2 separate regions of the Homo sapiens genome follow, and region 2 is linked to region 1. Evidence: chromatin contacts called from ENCODE Hi-C or POLR2A ChIA-PET data. All regions are on one chromosome and are shown on one strand. Each heading gives the region's core, a stretch centred on a gene start or an enhancer-like site at or near the end of the contact. The rest is flanking DNA. Distances are from core to core; before and after follow the strand shown.

Region 1 (4,526 bases), core at 709-3,208:
GTTTTTATCATCTTACGGTTTTTCCTCACCGGCTCTTGCCTTTAGCTTCACATTCTAGAAATAAAATCTAAAGGCTTGGAACTATAATGCACATAAATACAGTGCCATGAATCTGAATGTGCTTAATAATTACCAATTAATGATGATGATCTAAACACATGAAAATCTCCAAATGCCTAAGGCACTTGGAGGCAGTTTTGAAAATCTGTGCTTTTTAATAAGACTGAAATTAACTGTAAGAGCTACCCAGAACCAAATTTTAGGTGGCAGTGCCAAAATTTCTCTTTGGAAAATTATTTTAGTGACCAGTCTATATTTAGATGAAGAAAATTTTATTTATTCTACAAATAAAATAGCTTTTATTACTGAAGGATATGAGGGAAAAAATAGAATGAATCTCGTACAATGTAACACTCAGCCTCTCTGGCTTAAATGCTGATACCACATCTTTCATGCTGATATTATCACTAGTGTGCATTTTACTTATGTACCTAAGGGTCAGAAATATCACTGTCAAACACTAATACAATTATAAATTAAATTGTCTTCCCTATGATAATAATGCCAGTAACAGTTTTTACTCTCCAACTTAAATATCCCTTGTCTTTCTTAAAATAATTGTGTACCTTTGCCACTGGAAATTGTCCTTAGTGCTAGACTTGATTGATTCAACTAGATGTCATAAAAAAGGAGGTGGCTATTTTTAGACATCCCATCCCTACCATTTTGTTCCCATTACAGCATCTGTGTCTGACCAGCAGGTGATAAACGAATAGACTGCCTGCCAGAAAGTATTGAACTGAGATCTCTTTGACCTCAAAAAAGATCATGAGCATAAGAGGGTGGTGCATTCGAAAAAATGGCCAGGGAAGATTTTAGAAAACAGAGAGGAACTAGCTTTAAAAATATGCAGAAAACAGAGAAGAACTGGCTTTAAAAATATATCTCCTTGGGATCTTGGACATCTGAAATAAAGTTTTACTGTTCTCTCTACTCTAACTTAAACTTGAAAAGAAAGAGAGAGAAGCAAGGATGCACTATCTAATTAGTGGCACAGCTCTAAAAAAAGAGTGAGATTTGGCATACAAGTTAATGCCAACCATTTAAATAATGTTGCCTCTTTTATAAGCGTATTTCTAAGATGGATTTACCAATGGTGAGAGCCCAGCAAAGGTAAAATTGAATGGTTTCCAAGGAGCTGCTTTTAAACTTGGATGCTGAGAAAATCCAAAATAGTTGTGAATCTTCCATTTTATTTTAATATTTCTTCTGAAGCCACTGATGTTTTGTGTGACTGGAGGAATGACTCTATGTGGCGTCAGCATCAAACAATATTTTCTAGTGTCCAAATGATATTTCTCATGTGCTGAAAAGTCACAACTGTAAAAAAGCAAATCTCTGTCCTGTCAGTGCTTGTGATTTTTGTTGCTATGTGTAACGACATACAGGCAGAATTAGATTTTAAATTAAAACAATAGCTCAAGAGTAAAGAAAGCACAAGAATGAGGAACATTAGGCAAGTTCTAGACGATTGTTAACGCAGGTGAAATAGCACAGGCGGCCTACTGACAATGGTTAAGTAATTTGATGACACTTCACTGAAAAGAATGCAGGCCATTGAGGGAAATTTTGCATCTTAATGTTTTCCCTTCCCTTGAGTGCTGTATGTTTTGGTGTTAAAGATAAGAAAAAGGAAGCATAAAGTGTTTTACATCCTTTTTTTTTTTTTTTTTTTTTCACTAAGAAATGAGCCAAGTGTTTCATCTTTATCCCTTTCCTCATGTGCTTGGCCTAAACGAGCCTCTCCTTCTGTTCACCCTACAGAGCAGGGTGAGGCTAAGGACAGGATTCCTCTCTCCTTACACATCTGAAACCAAGTGTCAACCAGTTCCTTTCTGCATCTATTTATTGCTGGTGATGTCAGAAGTAGAACAAAAGTAGACTTGGTTTCAGATCCAGGCTGCAGATCCATCATGCAGGCCATGATGACCTCAGAGCCACTATGGCAAATTGCAGCCTACCTTTCCCACACTTTGTGATGAAGAATCTTCTCATTTTCCCCTTCATTACTTGGCATTTACCAGTTTTCATATTAGCACCACTCTGTTTAGGACAATCACACTATTGAAAGGGACTCACCCATCACTCCAGAAGAAACTTATTACTTACTAATCAGGAGGGTATAGGAATAATTGAGATGTGGATATACCTTGGGATCTTATTATTTCCATGATGCAATCCATTTAAAAATGTATTCACACTCGAGTTTCTGTTTTAGTTTATTGTTAGTTTGCAAACAGTGAGTTTTATCACAGTTCCTCTCTGCCCAACCCACACACTCAGGATCTTCTTATTGTATTCTCTTCTCAGCAAATTCTATCTTGGGGACCATAAGAAAAAAATTTCCATGTCCCAGTAAAGTAAAATAGCTTCTCTTGATTAAAAAACAGCCTCATACATTTTTCTCAGCCCTCTGCATCTCTTTGTCCATTTGGATGGCATTCACTTTAGCTTTCCTGAAGTATTACAAAGTGAAGATGGGTTCCAAAATATGAACAGGCTCCCTCACCTACCCCTTTCCCACAGACATTCCAAATCAACCGAGCTAGTGCAGTCACCTAAGTGGTTCAGCTGAGGCAGAGGAGAGGTGGTTTCTGCTTTGGTTCTCTTGCCAATGCCTTTGTGCTCTATTTACAGTACTACACAGAAGAAGTGGTTTACGAAGAGGTGCCGGGAGAGGTAAGGCCCAGCCCACAGCTGCATAAACTGCATTCTCATTAAAGCAGGAAGAGCTTTCTCCTTTCTTAGACTCCCAGGGCCACAAAGATGGCAAAAGGGATTATCTGACAGAGGATCACTCACCTACCTGTGCCCAGAAGCTGGTGTGAAAGCACAAACATTACCTGTTTGATGGATTATTTCACCTTTTTTTCCTATTCAAAAAACGCAAGATGGCAGGGGGTGGTTCCCCCTATTTCTTCTGTGTGATATTTTTGTGTAGATGAAGCTAATTAGAATAATGTCAGTGGCTATCACCATTCTCCAACAGCAGCAGGAGGGATGGTGACAACAAGCCAAGGAGCCTTGGCTTTGTGATTGGCATAGGGACAAGCAGTTTTACTGTGTGGAGTTATAACTTGTAGGACACCATCTCTGCCACCAGGGATGGTGTCTCCAGGGCTTCGTCCCTGATGATGCATTGAAATGCTACTCAGATTTTAGCACATTAGCAATTCTAAATAACCTATTACCATAAATATTCCACGTTCAAGCTCTTTTTTTTTTCAAGGTGAAATACCTCTCTCATGCTTTATTTTCTGCATGCAGCTGTTTCTCTTTGAGCATGACAAACAGTGATATGGATGGTTAATCCTGAAGCTTGTTCAGAGAGCCTGTGACTGCATAAAAACTAGTATCTGTAGATGCTGTAATTTGGTTAGTCTCTCACAGTCAACCATGCCTAGGTAATCATGGGCAGAAAACAACCTATTAGCAATGATGTGACAACACTAGAGGGGGTTTTTGTAAATGTACAATTTCCTTACTAGGTTCTCTTTTCATAATTGATGCTAGAATTCTTTGGTACAGATGATATTAGCTGTGAAGGGAAGGATACTGTGAAATGGATTGAAGAGTTGGCTGCTTATCTTTTTTTCTTACATGCATTATTTTTAACCTTGGATTAGACCCAAACTTTGGGTCTTAGTGTCTTCCACTACAGCCTGCTGTAAGAAATAGTAATTTCTCACCTACTACGTAGATAGGACTGTTGTGAGGATAATTACCCCATTATGTTGTCATCATTATTCTTGTCCACCTAAGCATTTATTAGTGTAAATGGCACTCCGGTTCACATTAATTAACTGACTAAGCCAAGGGAATGAAAATCTCTTATAATATTGATGCGATTCATTTTTTTAAAGTTCATTATTCTTTGTCTCCTACTACAGTGGAGAATGCCTAAATCCCTGCAGAACAAACGACCAATTTTCCCTTAGTCATTTACAAGTTAATATTAAAGTCAAGAATTTGAGCTTTGTTTGATTATCTTAACCTTTTGTTCCCCGAACTCAAGTTTGCTTTTACTTTACCCAGGCAACTTAAGATTTTCAACTGTTTTAAAAAAATAGTTTATTGCCAATTTCCCCCCCACTACTTTGAAGTGTTCGAGTGTCTTTCTGCAAATGCAAACTTAAGGCAATGTTGCAAAGTAATAAGGAGTAAACTTTTTATTCCACGCAATCCCAACAATCAGCATTCAGATTTGTGTACATAATGTGCCTTCATACGGCTACAGTGTGCCATTTCCTGCTTTGGCTTACTTTAGATATGGAGAAGTAACACCAGGAATGTATATCTGACTTGAAGTTAGACTAATATATACTAAGATCACAGTAGCACAGTTTTTACTTTCACAACAATGTTGAACTGCATATCAAATTTTCAGACAATAACAAAAATTTATGAGACTACGACAACAAGGACATCTGACTATGAGCAATCAGAAACTTCCAAACCAGCTCTGG
Region 2 (4,831 bases), core at 1,268-3,767, 270 kb before region 1:
AGTTGAAATGGAAGATGGAAAAGTTCTAGAGATGGATAGTGATGATGGTTGCACATCAATTTGAATGTAGTTAATATCACTGAACTGCACACTTACGGATGGTTAAAATGCTACATTTTGTTATGCATATTTTCCCATGATTTGAAAAATGGTTAAAAAAAAGGCACATACACAAAAATACAATAGGTGGTAGAGTTGTCAGCGGAGAGGGATAAAATGGTAACAGTAAGGCCTTATTGACAGACCAGGTGTGACTTGCCGGCACAAAGTACTTATTAACTCATCTAACTTATTGCTCATCTCCAGCAACCCTCTGAAACAGGTACTTATTAGCCCTGCTTTATAGATGACACAACTGAGAAAGGGAAGATTACTTAAGGCTCTACTAGTCAATGGGAAGTTTCTAAGGTAGCCGTGTAATTGAAGGTGGACCTTGGAGGAGAGGCAGGATTGGGGTGGAAAGAGGATAGGAGGTATTCTAGATAGATAGGAGCTGGCTAAGGAAAGATCCAGAAACTGGTGGGAACTTAAATATTCAGCTGCCATGACGATGGTTGGTATGTAGGGTTCGTATGAATGAAACGTGACTACCAGGGCAGATAATGAAAGGCTTTCAATCCCAGAGTAAGAGATATAGGGCCAGGCGTGGTGTCTCATGCCTGTAATCCCAGCACTTTGGGAGGCCAAGGCAGGTGGATCACTTGAGGTCAGGAGTTTGAAACCCGCCTGGCCACCATGTCAAAACCCTACTAAAAAGTACAAAAATTAGCCAGATGTGGTGGCTCACACCTGTAGTCCCAGCTACTTGGGAGGCTGAGGCATGAATCGCTTGAACCCAGGAGGCGGAGGTTTCAGTGAGCCGAGACTGCATCACTGCACTCCAGCCTGGACAACAGAGTGAGACTCCATCTCAAAGAAAAAAAAAAAAAAAGAAAGAAAAGAAAAAAGAGAGATATGGAACGGGGGCATCAAACTCAAACTCAAGTGTTTTCAGAGGCCAGCAGGTAACAAATGTGAGACAAGTGGCTTAGTCCAGGTGACAGGGAGTAGTATGGACTGTGGCAAGCTGAATAGAGCACATCCCACCTGAGACATTCAGATCTCAAACATAAATCCTGGGCAATGTGGGCCACTGATGGGCTTGGATGACATTGAACTTCTGATGGTGAGGTTGCTGTGCCCTTTGAAGGCATGCAGAGTGGTGTCGAGGGCATATGCAAGACCACATGGTATATGAGGCATATCTTCCTGGCTGTGTCAATAGCACTAGAAGATTATGGGTAAAAATTGATGCACTTTCACTAAGTACTTAAAAAATGATTTTTATGGTATGACAAAGACAGGTGGAGTAGAATACTAATGATAGCGAACATTGTTGAATGCTGACTATGTGCCAGGCACCGTTCTGAGCATTTTGCATATATTATCTCCTTCAGTCCTCCAAATAGCCCATGTACTTGGTTCCATTGTTATCCCTATTTACAAATAAGGAAATGGAGGTGCAGAAAGGGGAAGTAACTTGCCCGAAATGGTTGTGACAGAAATCTGGGACACAGTGGTGGTTGCACTTGCACTTAGAATTAACTCTGAGTTTCCTGAAAGCTGTTTCTCATTTATTTTGTCATGGCACTGTAGTCCAAGAGTAATTTAAGAAATGTTTCCATTTTTATTGTAGATTTAGAAATACATGTGCAGGTTTGTTCCAAGGACGAGGTTGTGTGGTGCTGAGGTTTGTGTTTCTATGGATCCCTTCACCCAGATCATGAACATAGTACCCAATAGGAAGTTTTTCCGCCCCCCTCACTCCCTCCTTTTGAAGTCTCCATTGTCTCTTGTTCCCATCTTTATGTCTGTGTGACCCCAAATTTTAGCTCTCACTTATAAGTGAGAACATTCAGTTCTTGATTTTCCATTTCTGCATTAGTTCTCTTAGGATGACAGCCTCCTGCTGCATCCACATTGCTGCAAAGAACCTGATTTTGTTCTTTTTATGACTGCCTAGTATTCCCTGATGTATATGTCCCACGTTTTCTTTGTCTGATCCACCACTGATGGGCATGTAGGTTGAGTCCATGTCTTTGCTACTGTGAATAGTACTGCGATGAACATACACATGCATGTGTCTTTATGGCAGAAAGATTCATTCTCCTTTGAGTAGATACCCAGTAATGGAACTGCTGGGTTGAATGGTAGTTCTATTTTTAGTTCTTTGCAAAATTTCCAAAGTGCTTTCCACAGGGGCTGAACTAATTTGCATTCCCACCAACAGTTTATAAGCATTTCTTTTTTGCCACGACCTCACCAGCATCTGTTATTTTTTGACTTTTTAATAATAGCAATTCTGACTGGTGTGAGATGGTGTCTCATTGTGGTTTTGATTTGCATCCAAGAGTAATTTAAATAGGGACCACTAGATGTCACTACCCAGTGCTCCTTAAGAAAGAGAAACAGACAAGAAACGCCGCTGTGGCTCTGCCTTGAAGAAACAGAAAAACTGCTTAACCACTGATATTTATGGTCTTCCTATTGAAGAATGCTGATGTGACCTGGTTGCCACAGTGCCTCTGACTCCTCCCCTATCCCCATTGTCCAGCCCAGCTAAGTGGTGCTGCGGGAGCCCTATTCTGCTGGTAGATTTTGTAATTTCAGGAAAACTAGAAGGGACTCTGTCATTTCATAAGTCAACTCCTTCCTGCATCAGCTGCCCACTCCACTGAAGGCAGGAGGGGCAGGATTGACTGAAGGAGGTTTTGGTTGTTAGCATGTGTGTGTGTGTGTGTGTGTGTGTGTGTGTGTGTGTATGTATGTAAAGTAGGGGGGACACGGGGGTTGTTTCCAGTTTTGAATAACTCAGGACCTGCTCTTGCACATTGGTCTAGTGCTTTCAACTAAGACCTTCCTTAACATGGGGCTTGCACAGGGCAGAAGTGTGACCAATATATGCTAAATTAAGTTGCACAGAAGGGCAGGAATGGGGCTTCTGCACAGAACATCGAAAAGGAGAGGAGGATCTTGGAAGGGACTAGGTAGTGCCTGAACCTCTCAGGGCAGTGGGTAGGTAGAGGAGAGTTTGCCAGGGGTTCATTCAGAGGGAAATAAAGGAAGGTGTATGGTGCCCTCCTCACAGGTACCCGACTTACTTATTCAGGATATAGCTATGGAATGTACATGTTCTTCAGGTACCTACAAAGATTTGTCAAAGTTGAGCAAATCAACCAGGCACGGTGGCTCATGCCTATAGTCCCAGCGCTTTTGGAGACTGAGGCAGGAGGATCACTTGAGCCCAGGAGTTCAAGACCAGCCTGGGTAACAACGAGATCCTGTCACCAGACATGGTGGCATGTGCCTGTGGTCCGAGTACTTGGGAGGCAGAGGTGAGAGGATTGCTTGACCCCAGAAGTTTAAGGCTGCAGTGAGCCTTAATGGCACCATTGCACTCCAGCCTGGGTGACAGAGACCATGTTTGTTTGGTTTTTTTTTAAAGTAAGGTTTTTTTTTTTATTAATTTCTCTTTAAAATATTCCTTTTCCTCCATCCCAGCATCCTCAACTAACTTAAAAATCTTCCTTCTTTACTGTAAATATTTCAAGAATTCTGTATATCTAAATATAGTCAATACAATGATGAATTACATTTTTATCCAGTTACCTTGAGGCTGGAAAACGAAGAGAGGTTTCTCTAGAACACTGTGAAAGGTAACCCATACCAAAATAGAGCAGAGAAGGGGGAGGAGGGAACTGCCGCAGAAAAACCTTAAAGCTTTCACTGAAATGTGTCTCCTTTCTTTTGGAGAGGAGGTCAAAATATAATAAGCGCATCAAGAGCTGTTTTGAAAAATGGGGCTGTGTAAGTTATGAGAACAGCTGTAGAGATTTTTTTTTTTTTTTTAGATGGAATCTTGGTCTGTCGCCCAGGCTGGAGTGCAGTGGCACAATCTTGGCTCACTGCAACCTCCACCTCCCTGGTTGAAGCAATTCCCCTGCCTCAGCCTCCCAAGTAGCTGGGATTATAGGTGCATGCCACCAGGCCCGGCTAATTTTTTTTGTATTTTTAATAGAGACAGGGTTTCACCATATTGGCCAGACTGGTCTTGAACTCCTGACCTCAGGCAATCTGCCTGCCTCAGCCTCCCAAAGTGCTGGGATTACAGGTGTGAGGCACCATGCCCGGCCGAGATATGTTTTTAAAATCTGGATAATAAAGCAAATGGTATAGATGAATGTCTTTAAATTACAGGAAGAAAATGGTATCAGGCAAAACTTTATATTTTCCATGGGCCCTGGAGATGGAAATTCATTTGCTTGGGAGTGGAAAGCATGCTTTGCATGATGTTCATTGATGGAATGTATTTTAAAAATGCAGAACCTAATTGGGGCTCTCAAATTTTCTACCCTTATTAATTCAAATGGAGACTTTCTGCTAAACTCAAAAATGCAAATACTAAGTTATTTCAAATAGGAATCCTGCTAACACTAGTACCTCTTTATTGCATGTAACCACAGATGCTTCCTTTTGAGTCCTTGGTCATCACTAACACCACATAGAATGGTATCAAGCTCATTTTGATGCTGCTGTATCTATTTGGTGTGAATGATAATAGCCATACTGCACATTTGAATCACACTATCACATGTGGTTACATTGAATTCTTACAGCAACTCTGTGTGGTATAAGGTACACATTGTTAAATATATTTGATAGATGATAGAACCAAGTCTCAGAGAGGTGAATTAACTTGACCAAGGCAACAATTAGTTAGTTGGATAAGTTGCATATTTGATCTCAGAAGAATTCTTATTAAAATGAATAGATTCCAATAACATTTTGCTTT

What was found. Hi-C counts contacts between places; a loop is a spot of excess contacts on that map. ChIA-PET counts read pairs that join two places held with the same protein, here RNA polymerase II (POLR2A). Pooled maps may share reads with other maps.
Region 2: a loop to region 1 is called in a pooled map, with 2.0 times the contacts of the local background. The contact joins two enhancer-like sites. A Hi-C loop is called at or near these places in 2 of 50 pooled maps. POLR2A ChIA-PET finds 5 or more read pairs at or near these places in 2 of 52 experiments (OCI-LY7 and activated T-cell).

The regions. Positions count from the first base shown.
Region 1 is chr2:151,727,828-151,732,353 of GRCh38, reverse strand. It overlaps NEB (nebulin), which reads left to right. Exons shown (of 182, transcript NM_001164508.2): 4 at 2,698-2,739; 5 at 4,448-4,526. Among named protein-coding and RNA genes, the nearest start is that of NEB, 4.4 kb to the left of the region's middle. Within about 2 kb of position 1,958, at least 2 of the 41 ENCODE cell types and tissues checked have a DNase peak (open chromatin) inside an H3K27ac peak, as active enhancers do.
Region 2 is chr2:152,002,502-152,007,332 of GRCh38, reverse strand. All of the region lies in intron 2 of CACNB4 (calcium voltage-gated channel auxiliary subunit beta 4), which reads left to right. Among named protein-coding and RNA genes, the nearest start is that of CACNB4, 94 kb to the left of the region's middle. Within about 2 kb of position 2,517, at least 5 of the 41 ENCODE cell types and tissues checked have a DNase peak (open chromatin) inside an H3K27ac peak, as active enhancers do.